Linked DNA regions of Homo sapiens: region 1 is linked to region 2. Evidence: read pairs that join two places in POLR2A ChIA-PET (ENCODE). Cell type or tissue: GM12878. All regions are shown on one strand. Links, peaks and the distances in the headings refer to the core of each region. The heading gives the core; the rest is flanking DNA. Region 1 overlaps ERLIN1 (ER lipid raft associated 1). Region 2 has its middle 34 kb from the start of CPN1.

Evidence for each region. ChIA-PET counts read pairs that join two places held together with the same protein. Peaks named below come from ENCODE experiments on the same cell type or tissue, not always from the same donor. Only the 100,000 strongest peaks of a DNase experiment are listed, where the experiment ranks them.
Region 1: POLR2A ChIA-PET joins it to region 2 with 7 read pairs; 6 of 35 experiments call an interaction of 5 or more read pairs at or near these places.

What each region holds. Positions count from the first base shown.
Region 1 is chr10:100,172,583-100,184,949 of GRCh38, forward strand. ERLIN1 (ER lipid raft associated 1) reads right to left here. Exons shown (of 11, transcript NM_006459.4): 2 at 11,174-11,255; 3 at 6,619-6,665; 4 at 5,551-5,612; 5 at 3,363-3,488; 6 at 1,626-1,699. Among named protein-coding and RNA genes, the nearest start is that of ERLIN1, 7.3 kb to the right of the region's middle. RefSeq lists an enhancer at 2,574-2,643. In GM12878, for the core only: no CTCF peak of the experiment used is centred there; a DNase peak (open chromatin) is centred at 7,589.
Region 2 is chr10:100,109,478-100,121,844 of GRCh38, forward strand. It overlaps the pseudogene CYP2C23P and the pseudogene TPM4P1. Among named protein-coding and RNA genes, the nearest start is that of CPN1, 34 kb to the left of the region's middle. In GM12878, for the core only: no CTCF peak of the experiment used is centred there; no DNase peak of the experiment used is centred there.

The DNA of each region.
Region 1 (12,367 bases), core at 3,065-11,064, 65 kb after region 2:
CCTCATTAACAACCAAAGGAATGCAAATCAAAGGGAGATATAATTGCCCACCCATCCATATGGTAACAATCAGTATGTCTGATTGCTTCCAATGTTGGTGAGTTCATGGGTCACAATTATTTGCACATATTGCTGTTAAGAATGTACATTTGTACAGTCAGTTTGAAAGATAATTTGTACATACAAGAACATGTGTCATGAATGTTCATTACACTATTGTTTAATAGCAAAAAACTGGGAACAGAAAAATGGCTAAGTAATATAAGGCAAGGAATTCTAAACAACAGTTGAATGAGCTAGATCTCTGAGTAACACCCTGGGCAGAATCTAAGAGCTGACCTTCACATTCACTATCTTTAAAACTAAAAAGCTACTCCAGCTACAACTGACTTGAACAACTCAGAGGATTTTACAAAGTTACCTCTGGACATTTCAAACGACCCCTTAACTCTGGTGGCTCACCCTCAAGCGCCTGAGATAATGACATTGCATGAATGAGGCCATGAGGAAAACCCCACCTATCTTTCAGTCTTGTTTTTGAGAAGCACGAACACATACAATCACAGTGAGCGCACACTCTCAGTAGCAGTGGTGCTGAGTGTAAAGAATTGAGAGACATGTGATAAGCTTTAGTTGCAGTAATGTTCATCACAACAATCAACAATCAACTGGTCTCCTAGAGCTCCTGAGAAAGGACACTAGAGAAGCCTCAATATAACTTCTTAGGTCATCTGGATCCAGAGCAGTGGCTTTCGAATGTTACTGACAGTGGACACAGTAAGAAACACATTTTGCACTGACGTCCAATATAAACACCTACCCCGCCACACTGTGAAACACAAGTGTCACAGAATATTTAAACTTATTACATACCATTTCTTTTCCTATTCTATTCCATTTTATTTAAAATGCTGTTCATGACTCACTAAAGTTGATTTTACAACCCACAATCTGGAAAACACAGTGACCCAAAAAAAAGCAGGGGTAAAACCTCTCACCATTCTATTTCCCAACGTCACCATCACCACTACCACTAAATTCACCTGCTACCTTGTTTTTACTAGGGCTGTCCCTCCCACTTGAAATACCTTTCTCATTCTTCCCCCATTTAAATCCAATTAATTTTTCCAAACCTACTTAAAATCTCAACTCAATCACAGCCCTCTCCTAGACACACTGTCTTCCAATGTTCTCTTACTCTTACAGCAATAATCATTCAATAGATTCATCTGTCAATTAATACTTTGTGATAACTATTTTGTCCAGGATTGTTCAAATTTTACACTTGAACTCCCTTTTCATAATCTTACTGAGGGCAGGGATTATGCTTACACTGATTTATAACCATTACTGTATCTTAATGCTTCATACATGGCAGAAATATGAATTTTACTTCCTTGTAAGAGCCTCAGCTTATCAGTTCCCTCTAGGAGTTCACAAATGTCACCCATAGTAAGCTACAAGAGTATTTTATTTTGGCAGAGATCTAAAGTCAAATTGAGAAAGGTATTCTATAAATCACCATAGCATCTCAAATAATTGCTGAATAAAACAATCCAATGAAAGGAGGAACAAACTCAAAGCTCTCAAAATCCCCAGAGAACTTCCCTAGGAAAAGAACTTACCTGTATAGTGAGACCTGGGGCCATGAGGTTTAAGTCTTTCTGCAGAGCTTGCTTCAGGTTTTCATCTATTTGATCTGTTTTTTAAGCCAAGAACAACAGATCTCATGATAGTCAATTTTTTTTACATTGTATTCATAATGAAACAAAACTAATCATTATTAGACCTAAAGTTTCCACAGTACTATTCTTTTACAGAGCTTAAACTGCCTTTTCTTCCCTTTTGTGTGGGAAAAAAATTGCAAGGAATTATCTAATAAAGAAATTAAGGAACGAAGATGACAAGCAGATAGTCTGTTTATCCAATAAGTTTACCCACTAAATGTATTACTTAACTATGGATAAGCTTTTTTACTGGGTAACTTATTAGACTTATTTACTGGATAAACAACTACTGGGTAAAATATGTTGATCTAATAAATGGAGAATCTGGATCTCTAGTATCTTAATTCAGGGCTCTTACTCAATATGTATCCTCATTCTCAAAGAAAAACAAATTTCTATGTTCAGTAAATCTTTACTCAAATTCCCAAATAACTAAACTTCATTTCCATGGATCTCAGCCTCACTGTTATTTTGGATTTAAAGAGAGAGAGAGAGAGAGACAGAGAGAGAAGCTCATAGAAAAGTATTTGAAATATACACAGCATGAACACTTGGGCTTGTAACTATGCACTTTCTATTCACCTCAATGGTACTTTCGCTATTTAAATGACTGGTGGTGAGACAAAGCAGGACCCATCAGTTTCCTCACATGCCACTTCAGTGGTTGACAATCACCAAAGAGGACTCAATTGGTAGATTTTAAATTGATTACTCTTGCTTATTCCTTCATCTTAGAAATTCACTAAAAATTTCAGGAGGGAAAAGTGAGCTACCAACAGCAACAACTCATTCCCTGGTCAGAACTTCCACTATCATAAATGAAAAGTAAGTTGTACAGAAGTGAGTTAAGAAAGCAGGGCTGATACTGCAATCCTTAGAAAGGCCTTTTGTAAACTCGTCCTTGGTTGGCACCTAGGAACTTGGATTTGTAGAAGGGTCCCACTATCCCCAGAGCTAATACAATTGACTTGCTGTGAACTGTTTATACAATGTGGCTTATGCCAAACACCTGCATTCCTTCCAGGAGTCTGGAATTTTTATGTGGTAGGCAGAGGGTGCCTACATAATCAGCCCCCAGTGAAAACCCTGGGCAATGAGTCTCCAATGAGCTTCCCTAGTAGACAACATTTCACATGTGTTGTCACAGCTTGTTGCTGTGGGAATTAGGCACATGTTTGACTCTTGGAAGCCTGCACCTGCTTTCCTCTGCATTTTGCTGGTGTGCCTTTGCCTCTCGCTGATTTTGCTTTGTACCCTTTGGCTGTAATAAATCTTAGCTGTGAACACAACTATGTGCTGAGTCCTGTCAGTCTCCTACCAAATCATCAAAAATGGGAGCCTCAAGACACAGGTTTCTAAATTTTTCAAATTATCTATTAAAACATCAACAAAGCTAATTTTCACTAAGTTATTACAGTAAAAACAGAATACAGTCTGAGTAGTTTTTCCAATCTCTAACAAGTTATATAAAAAATTTTAAACTTAAGATAAAAAATATTTTAAAGACAATTGCTCTATGATAAATTCAGAAGAAATGCTTAAATAGCACTAAGGTTTACCAATATAACCTCAATAAGTAAGCTGAACAAAGATTTCCAATTGGCTATTTACATACATAAGAATTAAGACACTTACCAAACAATTCAATGTAAACTTCCTGAAGTGTGTGGGCACTGCAGAACTGGTTCAGCTCATGGTGGATTTTATTGAAGATTAAGGTCTTGTCATAATCTGCAGTATAGTTCCTCACGATATCAAACACTGAAGGAGAGGTACAACCCATGTTTGTTTTACCCAACAATGACACAGGTACCTTCAAATTCAGCCAGGGTAAAAGTCAGGGTGATATATTACACATGAGGAAAAGTGCCAACAAAATAGTGAAACCAAAAACCACAACTAACAAATCTTGATGTGTTGCTTGTGCTCAATTTTCCAAATACCCTTGCATTTGTAATACTAATGCCAAACACCTGCTGGTTAGCCCATCAAACAGGGGCTAACTTTAAAGTCCACACTAAAGTATCCATTATTTTGGAGGTAATAAGGAACTATCAAAGGTTTCAAGCAAGGGCATGACAGTCAGATTTACGCTTTGGCCAGCAGTGTGAAGATGAACTGAGAAGCATAAAGATCAGAGGCAGGGAAAGCATAAGGCAATTACTGCAAAAGTTTAGCTAAGAGGTAAAGAGAGACTAGGCAAACTGAGGAACAGTAGAAATAAAAGAAGAAAGCAGTTGCAAAAGACCGTTTTTAAAAAGGCAATTTTTTAAAGTTGTTAAAACATTAACTGAGCTGGGCTTTATATCAGGTAATTTACATAAATTAGCACTGAATTCTCCTAAATTTGCATATTAGGAAACTAAGAAACAGAGAATTTTAGAAATGCCCAAAAGGTACATACTAGACCACGTCAGAACCTGTTCTTTATCTACAAAAACATGCTGCTTTCTACTTCTGTCTTCAGATCCAAGAATTTGCTCCACTGGCCTTCCCATGTGGGATATTAGATGCAACTGGATTTCAAATCCGACTGGGCGCGGTGGCTCATGCCTGTAATCCCAGCACTTTGGGAGGCTGAGGTGGGTGGATCATTTGAGTCAGGAGTTCAAGACCAGCCTGGCCAACATGGTGAAACACTGTCTCTACTAAAAATACAAAAATTAGCCTGGTGTGGAGGCATACACCTGTAGTCCCAGCTACTAGGGAGGCTGAGGCAGGAGAATTGCATGAACCCAAAAGGCAGAGGTTGCACTGAGCTGAGATCATGCCACTGCACTCCAGCCTGGGTGACAGAACAAGACTCCATCTCAAAAAAGAAAAAAAATTAATGGACAGGCCATTAATAAATACTTAATGACTAAATCATTTGCTTGATCATTTCCCAAATGAATTATATCTAAATAGTTTCCTATTTAATCTCTGGTTAAAGAATCATCAGTCCCTTCCCTTTTTCAATCATAATCCATTCCAGTGATTTGTAATCAAGGAAAGGAGAGGAAAAAAAGACAAGGAAAATGCTTACTCTCTGAAAAATATAATCCAAATGCCCTTGACAGTAATACGCCTGCTCTCTACTCTGAAATCTTTTCACTATTTGTGCCTGTACCGGTTATGTGAAATTTATTATGACCTTACATCCCAATATATCCTTTTTTAGCTCTGTATTATGTCTTCTCAAGTAAAATTAAAACCCCTGAAGGCAAAGGCTGTAATTTCATCTTTTCAAATTATTCTTGCCAAACACAATATTCTGTACATACTAGACATGCCAGTTTTATTAACAAGCATGCATATAAGACGGTATATCTTTCTTCAGGGCTTCTAATTAAGTTTTTGATTACAACAGTACCTACCCACCCCATACCTGTAGGTTTTCATCTTTTATCAAGAAAATGCTTTCCCCACGTTGAAGGCTTTCAGACTGCTTTGCAAATTATAGCAAATCTCAACTAGAAAATACTTCTCTTTGATGGCAAATCAGTGTGGGCCAAGGAATTGATCAGTTACAGATTTCTAACACCCAAGGAAATTATCTCTCATCCTGACTGGATAAAATACTACTTTCCTATTCTAGAAATAACCAATGACCATTTTGCTCTTAGAAACACTAAGCTCAGAGAAGAGTAACTCATACAGTTGCAGAAAGTCAACTCTGTCCAGAACTTCTGACCTATTTTTGCCTCTATTCCCCAGAAATTTATTAATCAGTGATCAATGAAGTCATAAAACTTTCAAAGTACCCTTCTATTCCTCAAAGAATCTCTCAGCTATAAATCCTCTGGCTATAACTATAAAAACCACAGGTAGATGGGTAACATACCTGCATAAGGAGCCAACATATTAACCACTTCTATTCGGTCAATATAGATCATGACCCCACCACTAAAAACAAAGAAAAAAAGTGTGAACTACTAAAGGCAATCCATAAAACACAGTTATAGATAGACCTGGGGAGAAGCTGATAATGAAACATACTAATATTCACTTAAAACACAGAAAGAGTTCGCTTCCTTTTTCATAGCATTTCTGTCCCTCTATAGATGTCAATGTCTTTTTTACACTTGTAATAGTCATTTAAAATAAGTAATTTAAAAAATACCTTGAACTTCACATTCTTCTTTTGATACAATTCAATGCAGTGATTATACCCTAGAAATAATTTGGGCCCTGCTTGCCTTTCTTTCCCTAAACCTCTTTAGGACAGCAATTCTCAAAGTGAGGTCTTCAGACCAGCAGTATCAGCATCACCCAGGAACTTTTGTTAGAAATGCAAATTCTCGGGCCTCACCCCAGACCTATTGAATCAGAAACTCTAAATTAGATGGCATTTAACACTACAGATGAGAAGACGGTGGGATGATTAATTTTAAACTATGTTTTATTAAGCACCTATTCTGGGCCAAGTTCTGGTTAGGCACTTCATATACAGTAATTCTAATCCTTACAACAACTCTGCAAGGTAGATTTTACTGCCTTTATAAAGGAGGAAACTAAGCTTTAAAGTGTCAATAAAGGAATGTGTTGGGGAAAGAGGTATATAAAAACTGTCTGTACTTTTTGGTCAATTTCACTATGAACCTAAAACTGCTGTAAAAAATAAAGTCTTTAAAAAATAGTCAATAAAGCAGATGCAGCAGTGCTAATACACAGTTAGGTCTACTTGCTCTAAAACTCCAGTTTTTTCCAATAATACCATAAGAACAATAATGGTTCTTAAGATGGAAAAGCTCCTATTTGGAGATAGGCCTTTGCTCAAACAATGCTCAGATCAGAAGTCCCCTTGGGTTAACTATCATGCCTATTTGAGATATGTCTAAGTGATCATAGCTGTAGGAACAGAAACTCTGTCTGAGCTAAAGGGAGGCTCGTAGGCAAAGAGAAAGCTTACCTTGTTCCACAAGGCACATTTTTAACTTCATCAGTTTGTAGTGTTGTCTAGGGAGGAAAAGATATCTCATCAACACTCAAGACACACATTGTCAAAAAACTACTGGTACCAGAGGCAAATCTCTGGAAAGCTGCTGACAGTAAGTACAGCAGAGATCCATCACAATTTCAGTTCCCAAAGATTAGCTCTCAGAACAGTCATTTCTTTTTGTATTCTAGTAGAAATGAAAGACTTGAGACAGAAAATATTTTACAGCAATTTTTTTTTTTTTTTGGAGACAGAGTCTTGCTTTGTCACCCAGGCTGGAATGCAGTGGTGCAATCTTGGCTCACTGCAACCTCTGCCTCCTGGGTTCAGGCGGTTCTTGTGCCCCAGCCTCCCAAGTAGCTGGGATTACAGGTATGCACCACTACGCTCAGCTAATTTTTGTATTTTTAGTAAAGATGAGGTTTCACCATGTTGGCCAGGCTGGTCTTGAACTCCTGGCCTCAAGTGATCCACCCACCTTGGCCTCCCAAAGTGCTGGGATTACAGGCGTGAGCCACTGTGCCTGGCCTACAGCGAATGTTTGAATTAAGATTCACTGGGAAAGGTTCAATGTTCAGTCTGCTAATAAGTAGAAAACTCTTCCAGAGTCCCTTACCTGCCTGGAGCTGGCCAGGGGTTGTAAACAACACAGCTTGCTCACATAGATACTCTGGCTACAACTTGCACTCTGAACTTTGATTCCACTGCTAATATTACTATTTATGTTGAAGATAAAAGAGATTTTATGCATACAAGTACTCTAAGACTCAAAGCTGCCCTTGAATCCAACAGCAACCTTTCTTCTCTAAAGCTGTGGTCAACATTTTAGTTTAATACCTAGTGATCTCTCACATGTCCTATTCAGTTTCCTTTTTAATAGAAGTGCTACCACCAGTACTGCTTCCTCCTGGTGAACCAACAATCTGGTACTTAATTGCTTTGCCCTTGTCACACCTTTGTTCAGATCCAGAATGAATGACTTCCTGCTGTACTCTAAGGCCTCAAATAGGTCAGCACCTAATGAGTACATTCTAGACATACTGCATCTTATCAAGCACAAAGCAAAGGAAAAAGGAATCACAGTCCCTGTTTCCAAAGAGTTCACAATCCAGCACAGGAGACAAAATGTTACAATGCAATCAATCCATCAACAGGTACAAAACAAAACAAAACAAAACCAAAAACACAAATTATAAACTGAACTGTTAAGTGGTAAATTACAGAAAGTGAAAAAAATAGTAGTTTGAAAAGCTCTCTGAGGTGAAGGATTTATAAGCCAGGTCTAGAGTGGGAGAAATAAGAACAGATGAGGCAGAGGAACATCTTAAGCTCAATAAATATCCTACTGAAATACACACAGTTGAAGACAACATGTGTATAGGCGAACGAAAGTAGATAGGCTTGCCTGGAGCAGAAGGGACAATTTGGATGAAAGATGAAATTCTGACAAGAGACCATGGTAATACTAGACAGAGGGCCCTGAATGCTGGCTGGGGAGTTTGGGATCTCTCTAGTTCACCTTATATACAGTCACAAAACGAACCATTCAAAAATATGTTTACTTAATTCCTTTTCTCACATGTGATGTAGTTCTCATTCTCCATCTTATAGGGAGGTAAGAAAACCAGCTGGGAGGCTAAATAATTAATTTATTTAGATTAATTCAGTAAAGGCCATGAAAGCTGTCAATCCAGACATAATAGAGGAGGTATCTGATACTTGGTTGATATAAAATTCCAGGAGGGGAAAGAATAAAAAATAACTCTTAGGTTGAGACATTAGAATGACAGTAAACATTGGTGGCAGTTCTAGGTTAAGGGGATTGATGAAGAGACAAATTATATTTATTTCCTTTATAACATTAATTCAGTTTCCATATTCCACACCAACTTTAAATACACGTTCCTATTTAAACCAAAAGGATATTCTCTAGCCAATTTTCAAACTCAGAAGAACTAGGAAAGGGTTCAAATGTTAAATCTTCCATTTAACACCCTATCTTTATGTACTTTTATATTTCTTTTATGTCCTCTTAAAAATTACTTTCCCAGTATGACAGAAAATTTATTTAAAAAGTGAATCTATGGTTACTTTATGAAGGCTGAAGGTTTTCATATAATTTCTCCATTGCTTTTTCTTTTTACATCATATATGGAATTTCACATTTATATACATTCCTTTCAATTGCCAAGTTTGTTAAACCATTTGTTTATCTGGACTATGTCTTCTAATATGTTCCAAAAATTCCTAAAAATAAATTTATGTCTTACTCTCTTAAGAACACTCTTTTTTTTTTTTTTTTTTTGAGACGGAGTCTTCCTCTGTTGCCCAGGCTGGAGTGCAAGGGTACGATCTCGGCTCACTGCAACCTCGGTCTCCCAGGTTCAAGCGATTCTCCTGCCTCAGCCTCCCAAATAGCTGGGATTACAGGCACGCACAACCACGCCCAGCTAATTTTTGTATTTTTGTAGACACAGCGTTTGACCAGGTTGGCCAGGCTGGTCTTGAACTCCTGACCTCAAGTGATCTGCCTGCCTCGGCCTCCCAAAGTGCTGGGATTACAGGCGTGAGCCGCCACGCCCGGCCAAGAACACTTTTTAAATATGGTTTTATTAATATAATTATTTCCTAGAATGTTACCGTTTTACACATAAAGAACATTCCTATTTAGTCACACTGGCTGGCTCTAGCCCATGTAAAACTTTTTTGTAGATGCGAAGTATTTTAGTTTACACTGAAGTCTCTGTACTAATTTCATTTACATCTCTTATGATAGTTTATTATTAAATATATACACACACTATATTTGTTATATATATACACAATTAAACTCCAAAATCTGTTTACTATTATCTATATCTCCTTTATTTATATTTTTGCATCAGTATGACTTAACATACTAAGCATGAAGGCAGAGACAGATCTACCTGGTTTTGAACAAGATCTATTTGTTAGAGCCTTGATTTTTTTTTTTTTTTTTTTTTAAGAGACGGAGTTTCCCCATGTTGCCCAGGCTGGTCTCAAACTCCTAGGCTCAAGTGATCCACCTGCTTCAGCCTCCCAAAGTGCTCGGATTACAGGCATGAGCCACTGCGCCGGGCCTTAGAGTCTTGATTTTTAAGGGTCTAATGCTGCCATTGCTAACATTATTATAGATTGTTTCGGCTGTTGATGAGGTTATGTAATTAAAATTCCTCCTTTCACAGAAGACTAACTGAAGTCTATGACAGTTAAGCAATTTTTCCAAAGTCATGCCACCAACTGGCGGTAACGCTGGGTCCCCATGTTCATTACACCACATTGCTTCCTGAGAAATCAGCTCAATTTAACAACTTCCACCATAAATAGAAAGCCAGAAATATAAATGTGTTACAACTCCTGCCTTTAAGAAAACTGGAGCCTTTCTGGAAAGAAAACACATAAAAAAACTTAGCAAACAATGCAAGACAACAATATTAAAGAAAATAAGACAAAGGGCCAAAATTTACAATATAGACTTTAAGAGCTATAGATCAGAAGAGGAAGAATCTGGGATGAGCCTTTAAAAGCCTGGCAAGATTTAGACAGGAGAAAAGGAATGGAGAGTGAGATGGCAGATAAAGAAGTGATGGCATGAACTAAGGAAAGAATGGGTAAAATAAATATGGAACAACATATGGAAATCAGTCTGATTAGGGGAAGAATACATTTCACTTCAGTAGACACAATTCTTTCCCTAAGCCATCTAAAAGGGGACAGGAAGAAAACCTAGGGGATTTAAGAATTTATAATTAAACTCTCACTTAGCAGGAAGCCTAGACATAAGATTACAAGATTAAATAACACAGAATTTTCCTGAGTCCTGAAAAATTAGCAGCAGATGGCAGACAAACTTCTGAATCCAAAGATTTATGATCACACTGGGCTTGCGAAAGTGGTCACAGCCTAATCCTGGTTTTGTCATCTTGTTACATTGAAAGATACTTATTTTATTGTCTCCCATGGCCAAGACACTTTTCGAGGATTAGACACTTATTTCAAATATCCCGGGATGCCATCAAAATATAACATTCACTAAGGTTCCACATAAAATTGTGCTTAATATACCAGGCAAAAAAACATGAGGCAGAAAGGCTGTGTATAAAAATTTTGATCCTCCATGTTAACAGTAGCCCAGGAGCCTGCCTCTATGGAAACTAAACACTGTTCTAAACCACATAATCACTGGTTTGTATGTCTAGTTGTGTTTCTAATTCTTACTTTTATTGTGACAGCAGCAACAGAAAATTTGCTATATACCACGATATAGATGGTAGAAGTCAGTCCTTCCAAGCTTCCTGGTTCATACCTTTAATTCATTTCAAGTAAGTGAGGTGGTTTAACATCATAACTTGTGTTGTAACAACTGTACTCTGAACGTTAACTTCTGCATTTAAGTAAATACCACCATCTGCTTAAGCAATAAGGAAATCTATCTCCACCCACAAGTGTGGTAACTCCTGTCATGCCTGTCTATCTGGTATGGAGGCTTCCCCTAGGAATCACTCACCTGCACAGATCTGAACGTAGTAATGAAAGGCAACATGATATGATAGCCTGGTCCACTGGGGCTAGTTAGTAAAGCTCCTCCCCTGCAAAAAGATGTTTCAATTTGACAAAATTATAAAAAGAAAAATTATCTTTCCAAATCTAAAATGCTATAATAAATACTCACTCTTGCTCATGCTGCTGACCTACTAAAGCCTCACTAATATGAATTGCTCATAATGAACAACTGCTTAAAATACCTCCACACCTAAAAAGGGAAAAAGATCAAATTAAACTGCCAATGTTACACCTTGTTTCATAAGCTCAACCAACCGTACCTCTGGGTCTCCAGCACTGCTCTAAGGTTCAAAGGATTCTCCTCGGTCTTTAACCTTCTGAGAAATATTTGTTTAAAAAATTCTAATGGCTTTCAGTAGAGGTACATTAATAGTACATAACAAGAGCCAAATCAAAATATATAATACATTTAATCACCAGGTTGAAAAAAAGACAATGCAAACTTTGAAGTAAAGAGAAAATTTCTGAGGCTTATAATTCTTTCGATCTATCTACAAGGTAATTAAAATACTGGGAACATAAAATTTCTATATAAAAACAAAAAATTAGCATGAAAAGATGAAGGGTGACAAGACTATACAAATAAATAGCATAAGGGCTTGTTAACCAAATCCTGGAATGTGAAAACTATGAAAGCAAGCCCTGGAAATTATAAAAAGGAGGCATTTGGGGAGCAAAGAAAACAAAGTCCTATTTTGCACCTTGTAAATTCATAGAACTTAGCTACCGGTCTTGAAAATATAAACACATTTGCAAGGTCATAATAACAAGGAAAGATGAACTGTTTGAGGTTCATTACTAATTCTTTGAGTCATTCCTTGAAATGTCCTTTCTCTGGTTTTACTGTCAGAAAGACAATGCTTTTAAACTGGAAGGAAATCTGGACTAATCTGTAATTTCTTATGTAGAGCTCCATCTGCTAAGATATACCATTAAAATTGCTCTTTTTCTAGGATTCAGGATGGATTTGAAAGTAGAAATATCAGTTTTGAGGGATAGTGGAAACAAGCAAAAAGTTGACGCTCTTTTTGAATACACCATTATCCCAATTTCTCCACAAACTGGCCTCTCTTACTAGTCTGTATCAAAAGGAACTTGTGGTAATTAGGCTGAAGGAAAAGCTAAGCGAGCTCAACAA
Region 2 (12,367 bases), core at 1,548-9,547:
ATCAAACTCTACTTTCCTCGCTTGTAAATTGGGGTAGGGTAACAACCATGATAATTATGACAACAGCAGCCAGCTTTCCTCCTTGCCTCATACAATCTTTGTGAGGCTTAAATGACCAAATAATATTGGATGCTTTACATTTGCCTGACACTCTGTATTAGTCTGTTCTCACAGTGCTATGAAGAAATACCCAAGACTGGGTAATTTATAAAGGAAAGAGGTTAAATTGACTCACAGTTCTGTATTGCTGGGGAGGCCTCAGAAAACTTACAATCATAGCAGAAGGCAAAAGAGAAGCAAACACCTCCTCCACAGGGCAGCAGGGGAGCAAGTGCAAGCAGGAAATGCCAGGTGCTTATAAAACCATCAGCTCTCGTGAGACTCACTCACTATCACGAGAACAGCATGGGAGAAACCACCCCCATGATCCAATTACCTCCACCTGGTCTCACCCTTGACAAGTGGGGATTATGGGGATTACAATTCAAGGTGAGATTTGGGTGGCGACATGAAGCCAAACCATATCACACTGCCTAGTTGTTTATAAATCTCATTTCATTCTCACATAAACTATATCCAGTAGCTGCTTTTGTTGTTCTTCACATTATATAAATGAGAAAAACCAAGGCTCAGAAAGGAGAAAATACCTTGCTTGAAATTATGCTTTTGTCACATGGCATAGTTAGAATTCAAACCAAGTTCTATCTGATTATAAAGCACTCCTGTTTAAGTGAAAAGTTCCTTTTTCCATTTCAACTTCATTTTGTATTTCCTTAAACATTATCTGTACAATTATTAGAGTTGGTAATATCTGCACATCGTATACAATACCAAAATATGTACACAAGGGTAAAAAGTGAAAATAAGTCTTCTAGCTGGGTGCTGTGGCTCACGCCTGTAATCCCAGCATTTTGGAAGGCCAAGGCCAGTGAATCACCTGAGGTCAGGAGTTCGAGACCAGCCTGGCCAATATGGTGAAACCCCATCTCTACTAAAAATACAAGAATTAGCTGGTCGTGGTGGCAGGCACCTGTAATCCCAGCTACTCAGGAGGCTGAGGCAGAGAATTGCTTGAACCTGGGAAGCGGAAGTTGCAGTGAGCCGAGATCCTGCCACTGCACTCCAGCCCGGGCAACAAGATCCTGCCACTGCAATCCAGCCTGGGCAACAAGAGAGAAATTCAGTCTCAAAAAAAAAAAAACCCAAAAACAAGAAAATAAGTCTTTCTCCCTTTCCTATACAGTATACTTGACATCCCTTTCCTATACAGTATACTTGACACCTGGTTTCCTTCTTGATGTAGTCACAGTTACCAGTTTATATCCCATGGGAGATATCTTATGGATTAAACACACACACACACACACACACACATATACAGCCGCCATTGTTTTCACATAAATGGTAGCATCCTATAGTGTTCTGTAGCTTGCTTAGTATTTCATGTTATAGAAATATCAGAATGTTTGCAGTCCTTTTTAAATAGACATTCAAGGATAGTCCAGTCTTCAAACATCAAAAATGTTAGGCCGGACGTGGTGGCTTATGTCTGTAATCTCAGTACTTTGGGAGGCTGAGGTGGGTAGATCACCTGAGGTCAGGAGTTCAAGACCAGCCTGGCCAACAATGGTGAAATCCCATCTCTACTAAAAATACAAAAATTAGCTGGGCGTGGTGGCACACGCCTATAATCCCAGCTACCCAGGAGGCTGAGGCACGAGAATTGCTTGAACCCAGGAGGCGGAGGTTGCAGTGAGCTGAGATCGCACCATTGCACTCCAGCCTGGGTGAAAGAGCGAAACTCCGTCTCAAAAAAAAAAAAAGAAAAAAAAAAGCAAATGTCAAAAATATTGCTGTAATAAATATTCTTTGGGGAAAACATACATGAAGGATAAACTGCTAAACTAGTGAGAGAGTAGGAACAGGGCTTGGCTTCTTTTGGCTTCAGCCCGCCACACTAGAGCATTCTTTCATGCATCCCCACTGATCACAAAACCTACTCCACTACCTCACTGATGCCATCACGTTTTCTGGGTTTTGTTTTGTTTTTTGAGACAGAGTTTCGCTCTTGTTGCCCAGGCTGGAGTGCAATGGTGCGATCTTGGCTCACCACAACCTCTGCCTCCCAGGTTCAAGCGATTCTCCTGCCTCAGCTTCCCCAGCAGCTGGGACTACAGGCGTGTGCCATCACACCCAGCTAATGTTTTATTTTTAGTAGAGACGCGGTTTCTCCATGTTGGTCAGGCTGGTCTCTAACTCCTGGCCTCAGGTGATCCGCCTGCCTCCCAAAGTGCTGGGATTACAGGCGTGAGCCACCACGCCCGGCCAATCCCCTGTGTTTTTCCTTAAAGAATTCCAGGAAGTGGCCTTAGGAAATAACCAAGGTTGTCCTCAGAAAGGAATGCTGAACGACTGATTTACAGCCTTGTTGCCTCCGACCAGACCACCAGGTGGCCCTTACTCAAGATAAACATAGCAACCAGATCACGCTGACCTGTGTCTCCTGCCCCTCACATGCCTTGCCCAGCCCAGCCTCCATACCCTATCACTGATGTCAATTCCTGCGCTTTGCCTAATAAAAAAGCCCTACGGCTCTTTTCTGGAAGTCAGTCAGGGAATTCTCTCACTCATGCTGCTTTCCTTATGTCTGGGCATAAGTTCCAATGAGGCCTTGTTTGGGAAAGCTCTTTCAACTTCATGTCAATTTCTATTGCATTGAGAGCCCAAGAATCCATGGTCAGTAACACTAGTAGTGAAACTACTCTTCACGTTGTATGTGTTTTGAATTTTGATAAATATTGCCACATTGCCTTCCCTAGAGGTTATATCAATTTACAATATTGGCAAGAATATGGGTTTTTTTTTTAACATCCTACCAACAAATTATGACAAATAAAAACATGTTCTTTTACAACTTTTATTTTAACATATTTTATTTTGTTAGTATATTTTTATGTTTGAAAATCACCTTGAATTACTTTTACTCAAATTTTAACTTTGTTTCCCTTGCACTTTTTTTTTTAGTTTATGTAAAAATTTATTTGACCAAAATGTAGAAAAAGTGATACTATTACATATGATACAGTTGTAAGAATCTTAAGAAAAGTATGGATTTTATTCAATAGCACAATTTGCTAGTGTATTTCCTGGATAGTGTGATGCTGAATAAATAGGAGTAGGGTGGTGGGGTGGGGTGGATAGGGGATTCAGATAAGCCAGAAGCAGGGTGATTTTTAGTCAGAATTGAAAACTTGAGTTGGCCCCCACACGCTGCTGGGGAATGTGAAATGTTTCAGCTCTGAGATGTTAACTGAGAAAACAAAGTAAAAAGAAGCCAAAATGTGCAGCCCCGTCTTCAAAATCCTCCATTATCCAGTTTAATCAGGAGTTTCTTGGTCTTTTATCAACTTGGTCCTAAAGAAGGAATTCAAGTTCTACATAAGTGAAACTTCAATTTGCTATTCCTGAAGTATGGAAATGAAGTTGGGCCAGTTTTTAATCTCTGCTGCCAGAGAGGCCCTTTCTGCTAATAGAACAAAGCTCTTTTGCTCAATTTATTAATGCCTTGTAGTCTTTTGAATATGGCTGACTTGAATTGGACTGAACTCCACCATATTCCTGCTGAGTGGATGGGTCATTATTGGAATGAGACACTTGCTCCTCAGAGAACAACTTTTGATTTTGTTTTTTCTTGTGATGGAGTGTCTCACTCTGTCACCCAGGCTGGAGTACAGTGGTGCCATCTCAGCTCACTGCAACCTCCACCTCCCAGATTCAAGCAATTCTCCCACCTTAGCCTCCCTAGTAGCTGGGACTACAGGCATGTGTCACCATGCCCAGCATTTGTATTTTTAGTGGAGGCGGGGTTTTGCCGTTTTGCCAGGCTGGTCTCAAATTCCTGACTTCAGGTGATCCACCTGCCTTGGCCTCCCAAAGTGTTGGGATTACAGGCGTGAGCCACTGTGCCTGGCCAGAGAACAACTTTAGAATGAAAGAAATATGCAGAAGAACATCACATCAAGCATCTATCCAGAAAATATGTGGGTAATTATGAAGCATTCTCATGCTGACTGCTTGAGAGGATGTTTGTTCTGCATGGTGGAGTGTGGAGAAGAGCCAGGATGCTTAGGTTAATCTATCTGTGGTTTATGACTTCCCACAACAGCAAACCCCCACCCACCATTTTTGTTTTGTTTTGTTTTTGTTTTTTTTGCCTCTGGATGGAAAATCCCCACCCATGTGATGGTCCCTGGTCTCTCCTGTCGTCTGACCAATGGTTGACCCAAATGGTTATGTTCTTCAGCGTTTTAAATAGATCCATTACTAGATATTGGAGTCTGTGTTCTCCAAAGTGTGGGGTTGCCTGTTCTCTTGTCGCCCAGGCTGCAGTGCAATGGTGCAATCTCCGCTCACTGCAACCTCCGCCTCCCGGGTTCAAGCAATTCTCCTGCTTCAGCCTCCCGAGTAGCTGGGATTACAGGCGTGTGCCACCACGCTCGGCTAATTATTGTATTTTTAGTAAAGACGAGGTTTCACCATGTTGGCCAGGCTGGTCTCGAACTCCTGACCTCAAGTGATCCACCCACTTCAGTCCCCTAAAGTGCTGGGTATACAGGTGTGAGCCACTGTGACTGTCCGCCCTCTGTCCTAAGAGACTGCGTTTACTAGGAAATACCCTGCCTACCTTAGGAATAAATGCAACGCAAAGGAAAAAATAGAGCTGAAAAAGCTGGTGCCATTTTTAAAAAAAGGAAGAAATGAGATTTAACTGGTGCTCAAAGCTTCTGATACAAAATATGTGGTCATGTATTCATAATTTGCTTGACATTTCCAGCAAAACAAAGATGGCAATAACAAAAGAAACTTCTTACAAGAGAAGAGAAAGACACTCGGAGCTCCGGAGTTTCTGCTGGAACAAGGCTCTTCCGTTTTGGTTATATACAGTCAAGTTCATTTAGTGCCTGATCCAGTGTCTGATATAAGCCCGCGCTCTCTTCTTTGGCCTGGGCAAATTTCTCTTCCAGGTCATCAGTTGTCTTTTCCAGTTTTGCAACCATTATCTCTACAAATTCAGCACGGATCTCAGCCTCCTTCAGTTGTCAGACAGAAGTTTAATTTTTTCTTCGTATTTGTCCTCCTTGTCAGAATACTTTCCAATGCAGCCTCCGGCGGTTTCAGATTGTTAGTGACATTCTTGAGTTCTTCTGCCAGGTCACCACATTTTAGTTCAGACACCTCTGCACGCTCCTCTGCTCTGGCCAGTTCGCCCTCTGTGATGGCCAGTTTCCGAGCTACCTCCTCTTATTTGCGGTCAGCCTCCGGCCGCAGTGTGCTTGGCCTCTTTGAGCTGCATCTCCCGAATCCATCTTCTCCTCATCCCTCATAGCCCGGTTTTCTATCACCTTCATTCTCTCTCACGCTCATCTGCAGCCTTTTCCCCCCTCCTCTAGCTTCTGCAGGGCCGTGACCAGTCGTTCCCGAGCCCCGTCCAACTCCTCCTTAAAGAGCTGGATGCACATGTACCCTAAAACTTAAAGTATAATAATAATAATAAAAAAAGAAAAAAAAAAAAAAAAAGAGCTGGATGCGTCAGTCGAGGACAGCCACATCGCCTTCAGCTTTCTCGCGCCGCTCGCTCGCGCCCCCCGCTCGCGCCCCCAGTCCAGCTGCCGCTGCAGGCCCTGCGCGCAGTCTTCGCCTTGTCCGCCTGCTGCGGCAGGGCCTGAATCTTGCGTTTCACCGCCTGCGGCGGGCGCCCCGGACCCGGCCGGGTTCGGACGACAGCTGCACGGCCGCGCCTCGGCCCCTGAACTTTTGCCTGCACCGGGGCCGCCCCGCACCCCCCGCCAACCCCCAGCCCCGGCCCGGCTGCCGTCGGGGCGATGAGGTCACCCGCCCTTGCACGATATCTGTTGATTTGGGGATTTGTTCCTACTGACTATAGGAGTCAATTTTCTTGGGTTTTTCAGGCACGATGATAGCAACTAAAGTTTTTGCTTCCATCTTTTAAATGTTTTATTTCTTGTTACTTTTTTCTGATTCCAGTTGAACTATACTGTAATGGTAAATAGCCTTGTTATTTATTTATTTATTTATTTATTTATTTATTTATTTATTTTATTTTATTTTTTTACGACACGGGGTTTCACTCTGTCGCCCAGGCTGGAGTGCAAGTGGTGCCATCTTGGCTCACTGCAACCTTCACCTCCTGGGCTCAAGCGATCCTCCTACCTCAGTCTCCTGAGTAGCTGGGACTATAGGCGCGGGCCACCAAGCCCGGCTAAATTTTTTTTTTTTTTTTTTTTTTTTGGGATTTTTAGTGGAGACAGGGTTTCGCCATGTTGGCCAGGCTGTCTAAAACTCCTGACCTTAGGTGATCCGCCTGCCACCGCCTCCCGAAGTGCTGGGATTACAGGTGTAAGCCAGCCTCATCTTATTCTCAATATTAATGAGAATGTTTCCAGTCTTTCACCAAAAAGCACAATTTGGGAGATGTGTTTTCATTGACTTAAGAGAAATTCATCTATTTCTATTTTACTAAGGGTTAGAAAAATCAAGAATGGATGTCAAATATTCTTAAAAGCATTTTCTGTACAAATGAGATTATCATGTAATGTCAAAATTGTATTTGTACAATTTTGCATAATCTGTATTTATGTAATTTTGTATAAATTGTATTTATACAAAATTGTATTTATATGGTCAGTTTTCTTAAGATGGATTTCCTGGTATTGCACCACTGCTATGTTCCTGATTCCTGTGTTAGTGGTGTAGTTTTTTCTTTTTTTTTTGAAACGGAGTCTTGCTCTGTCGCCCAGGATCTTGGCTCACAGCAACTGCCGCCTCCCGGGTTCAAGCGATTCTCCTGCCTCAGCCTTCCAACTAGCTGAGATTATAGGCATGTGCCACCATGTCCTGCTAATTTTTGTATTTTTAGTAGAGGAGGGGTTTCACCATGTTGGCCAGGCCGGTCTCGAATACCTGACCTTAGGTGATCCACCTGCCTCGGCTTCCCAAAGTGCTGGGATTACAGGCGTGAGCCACCGTGCCCAGCCAGTGGTATAGCATTTTTAATATGATGCCAGACCTATGCATCAATAGACTTTTGCATTGATATTTGTAAGTGAGACTGGCGGCTGTTTCTGTTTGCAGTATTTTGGTCAGGTTTGGCATCTTTTCTTCCTCCTCTATGCTTTGGAACTGTTTAAATGTAAAGCCCAAACCCTTAATCACTATGTAAGACTGACTACATCCCCAGTGTGCATGTAAACATTTTGGTAAATTCTATGTGCTTTACAAATGTTAACTGTCAGAGGCAGCAATATCCCAAATGTCGGAGTACAAGTGATCCTGAGAGGAGAGTATTAAGATTAAAGGAGGTGAGAGTTGCCTTGATTACCCTAGAGCTGCAGGTACCATTTCCATCTCTTGCCCCCTTTTTTAATGCACCATGAAAAATCAGATTTCCGTTCCTATGAGATTCTTATGAATGGAAATCAGGCCTCCCTTCATACATTTGAGATGAGAGTGGGAAGGGGCCTTGGAAGCCCCAAGTCAGCCTCCTCCATTCTAGGAAGACAGAGACACGGCCCCAGAGGTGACAGAATGGCCTGAAAGTGCACTGCATGACTGCGACAGATTTCAAACCCAGGCACGTTGCTCTGGCCTTATGTTCTTTCTGTGACTCTAACTGCCTCTCTTGCAGCAACAGAACTGAGAAACTTCTCAGAGGCCCCAGCAACGGACCCCAGCACCCCTTCTATCTCAGTCAGATTTCCCAGGCTCATCTCACCTTAGGGATGGTGCACTGTCTGAATAGGCCCTGGGCCACAGCACTGGGCAGAGTAGAAGGAAGGAGAGTGATTTATCATTGTATCTCATGCAGGCTGGCCCAGCTTCGTCTTGTCCTTCACGGAGCAGCTTTGATTGCATCCAATCACATGATCAATTTCTTCATGAACTTTGTCTGCAGAGACATGAATCATGAATGTGACTTGGAAATGCTCTGGAAGTGCTCGCAATGTGTGACAGAAAGTGGCCTAGAAAAGGATCCCAGGAGGCCGAGGCGGACGGACCACTTGAGCCCAGGAGTTCGAGACCAGCCTGGGCAACATAGGGAGACCCCCATATCTACAAAAAACACACAAAAAATTAGCTGGGCATGGTGGCACACATCTGTAGTCCCAGCTACCAGGGAGACTGAGGTGGGAAGATCACTTGAGCCCAGGGAGGTCAAGGCTGCGGTAAACCATGATCACGCCACTGCACTCCAGCCTGGGCAAGTGAGACCCCGCCTCAAAATAAAATAAAAGGCTCCTAAGGTCAAAGACATGTTGTTAAGCAACCCATTGCTCTGCTCCTGATGGAATTCCTGTTGTCTATTTTGCTGCAAATACCAGGGACTTTGTTGCAGGAAAAATGAAGACTGGGTCAGGTGTGTCCTCAGCCTCCTGGCTTAATTGGTTTGTTCTCCTGCAGAGGCGAGGAGAGGACCTGGGTAGCGGGGATTCTGACTTATTCCACATTACCTGGCAATGCAGCTGTTGAGGGGAAGTGTTTAATCCTCACTCTAGTGGGGCCATCTTCCTTGTCAGCTTCACCCACTCTCCTGCATGTTTTGTGGAAATGGCAAACACCATTTTGTTGAGCAATACAAACACTGGCTTCCTACAGCCGGATCTCTGAGAATGTGCTTGAGATAATCCAGTGACTACAATTTCATTTTTTAATTTCAATTCAAAATTATATCAGAGGTAAGAGTCCCCTTTGGGGAGTTTGGTCCATTTTCAAAGTGGGAAAATAGAAGTATGCAAGATGAAATAACTTGCTTGAGGTCACACAGTCAAGTACTGGCAGGCCGGGGATGAGAAGCCAGCATGGAACCCATGTGTCCTCCATTCCATTAGGGCTCACTCTTGGGCAAGCATCTCATATATAAAATTTGGGGTTCAGAAGCTCCTCTCCATTTTTAAACTGAAACGAAAGGCTTTGAGTTCTTAAAGGCCTCTCTGCTTATCAGCATCATTAGACATAATTCTGATCTATAAAAGCAAAACCACAATGAATGGCCCTTTGCATGATGTTCTACGAAGCAGCCAAGAGAAAATGAAGCATCAGGTGGAAGCTAGACTTGACATGAAACCACATCTATGTCTAACTTTTCCCTCTTCCTGTCCTGTTTCTTTCATCCACATACATACAAGTTTCTCCTGATTGCATTGCCTTGATAAATCACTCATACAAATGCCTGTTTTAGGCTCTGCAACTAGGAAACCTGCTCTAAAACGACTCCTAGCTGCTCTCTCTGAATCCACGGTTGATGGCTACAATCTGTCCTCCACATCACAAATATGATCATTCTCTACAGGCTTAGACCCTGGAAATAATTTCCATTGCTATTGGGATAAAGAGGAAACATTGCTATGGCCTCCCAGGTCTTTGGCAGAGGTCTGGCTACTGACCTCCCGCTGCCGTGGCCTTGGTCACGCCGGCTTTCTTTCTCCCCCTCTAATTCCCAGCTTTCTTTGCCTTGGGGCCTTTGCACATCTGGTTCCCCTCCTTGGTATATTTTTCTCTACCATCTTCATACCACTGATCCCTACTCACTCTTCAGCTCTTAGCTCAATCACTGCCCATGGAGGGATGTACCCAGTGGGCCTTGAGTTAGAAGTCCCTCCCTGGCTCACATTAGTTCCTGCCACTTCCTCCCATAGCAGCTTGTACTCCCTCTCTTAGCATTTCATTGTTATCGCTTGTTTTAGTGATCTTTGCATTAGACTATAAGCTCCATGAAGGCAAGGACTGTATTATTATTAATCTTCTCTTTTATTAGCTTAACATTCTGATGAACTGTATCATTCTTAATGAATAAGTAAATTTATTTAAATTTCTTTTATTGTGCACCTGTAATATTCCATGCATGTACTAGTTGTTAATAGACACTGTGGGAAATTGACACTGTCCTAGCCCTCTGGGAGTATATAGTGTAGTGGAGAATATAGAAGTAAATTAAATAATATATCATTAAACAGTGACAAGTGCTATGAAAGACAACTGCAAGGTATTATTATTATTATTACTATTTATTTTTTGAGACAGAGTCTTGCTCTGTTGCCCAGGCTGGAGTGCAGTGGTGCTGTCATGGCTCACTGCAGCCACAACCTCCTGGGTTCAAGAAATCCTCCCACCTTAGCCTCCTGCGTAGCTGGGACTACAGGCATGCTCCACCATGCCCAGATAATTTTTTTTGTATTTTTTGTAGAGATGGGGTTTCGCCATGTTGCCCAGGGTGGTCTCGAACTTCCTGGGCTCAAGCAATCTGCCCACCTCAGCCTCCCAAAGTGCTAGGATTACAAGCATGCACCACTGCACCTGGCCATTATTACCATTTACAAAATTTTTTTTTCATTGCCAGTATCGGGAGATAATTTGTAGGGTATTATCTGACTCATCATTTTATTCCCTTTACCAAGCAAGTCTGATACACAATGGATGCTAAATAAAAATTTTGAAGGATTAAATAAACAACCTGGCTATTACGTTTTATTTTCCTCCTTCCCAGATACACATCTAGCCTTCTGAGAGTCCATCAGAATGAATAGGACATTTTCACATACCTCCTCAGTAAGTAGAATGATTTTAAATGCCTTAACTGATTCCAAGGAAATCTGTGAGAAGTAACTGCAAAATCATGGCAACATTTCTGCCTTAGACAGAGTTTCTAAAGGAACCAGCCCTCCGGGAGCTTAAGGGTAAACAGGTTATTATGAATTAAATGTTTGCTATAATTTGCATATATATGATATAGTTGAGTGGTAGTTTTCTTTCATTTATGTATATTTGGGGGAACTTTATATAAATAATGCTAATTTTACAGAGCTCAAAGTATAATTTTCAGATTCTGAGTTGTTATATGTGTTTATACATTGACATGTTTTTCTTCTGTCCAGCTGACATTTAATGCTCAATTGTATTCTAAGGACCGGTGACTGTGCTATAGTTGTTGTTCAACACATTTAACAACACCCACGATTAATGTATAATACATTTGCTTTAGAATTCTTTATCCAGGGCCAATTTCAAACAACAAAATTGTTTCTATGTGAAAACATAATCAACTTTTTATAATGTATTGATCTATGACATGCTCTCTGGGAAGGCATTGTGGCTAAAGTGGCTATGGCCTGGCACAGTGGCTCACGCCTAAAATCCCAGCACTCTGGGAGGCCAAGGCAGGTGGTGCCTGTAATCCCAGCTACTCAGGAGGCTGAAGAAGGAGAATTGCTTGAACCTGGGAGGCGGAGGTTGCAGTGAGCCAAGTTCATACACCTGCATTCCAGCCTGGACAACACAGCAAGACCCCATCTCACCAAAAAAAAAAAAAAAAAAAAAGAGTTTACTTTACTTTTCTTTTTTTTTTTTTTTAGCAGCTCCTTGTGGAGCATGGCTAACTCATAAGTACTATGCCCAGAGTTGGCCTTAACATTTTCATTCAACAAACCCATCAGGGAGAGGAATGTCTCATTCTTGTACTGGAAACACTCCTTGAAGAGGAAGGAGCAGGTAAATTGCAGGGAGCAGAGGCAAGGATGAACGTGGAGTCAAAAGGCTGAGCCGATGTGAGAAAATAGCAGCCCCCACATTTAGAATTTAATCATCTTGCATCAGGATTTGAAGACCTGGGCTTCCCTCCTGTCAGATTTATATAGAGTTCATTTTCGTCTAAACTTCTCCAACCTAGGATGTAATAATAAATATAGTAGCAGTACTATATTATAGCATAGGATACCAATTGCTGTGTAGTATTATACTATACTGCTAATAACATATATGGATGCGATAATAGTAATCATAGCAACAAGTAATATTACGGAGCATTGATGATATGTTGGATACTGTGTAAATGTTTTAAATACTGTATTATTTCATCTTCATTCTGAGGTTTGGTTTTTAGCCCCTCATTTTTAGATGACAAGAATGCATCTTAGAAAAGTTAATTTGGGCCAGGCGCGGTGGCTTACGCCTGTAATCCCAGTACTTTGGAAGGCCGAGGCGGGCAGATTGCCTGAGGTCAGGAGTTCAAGACCAGACTGGCTAACATGGTGAAACCCCATCTCTACTAAAAATACAAAAATTAGCTGGGTGTGTTGGCACATGCCTGTAATCCCAGCTACTTGAGAGGCAGGAGAATCGCTTGAACCTGGGAGGTGGAGGTTGTGGTGAGCTGAGATGGCAACACTGCACACCAGCCTGGTGACAGAGCAAGATTCTGCCTCAAAAAAAAAAAAAAAAAAAGGAGAATTTGTCAGGCTGGTTGGCAGTGGCTCACGCCTGTAATCCCAGCACTTTGGGAGGCCGAGGTGAGTGG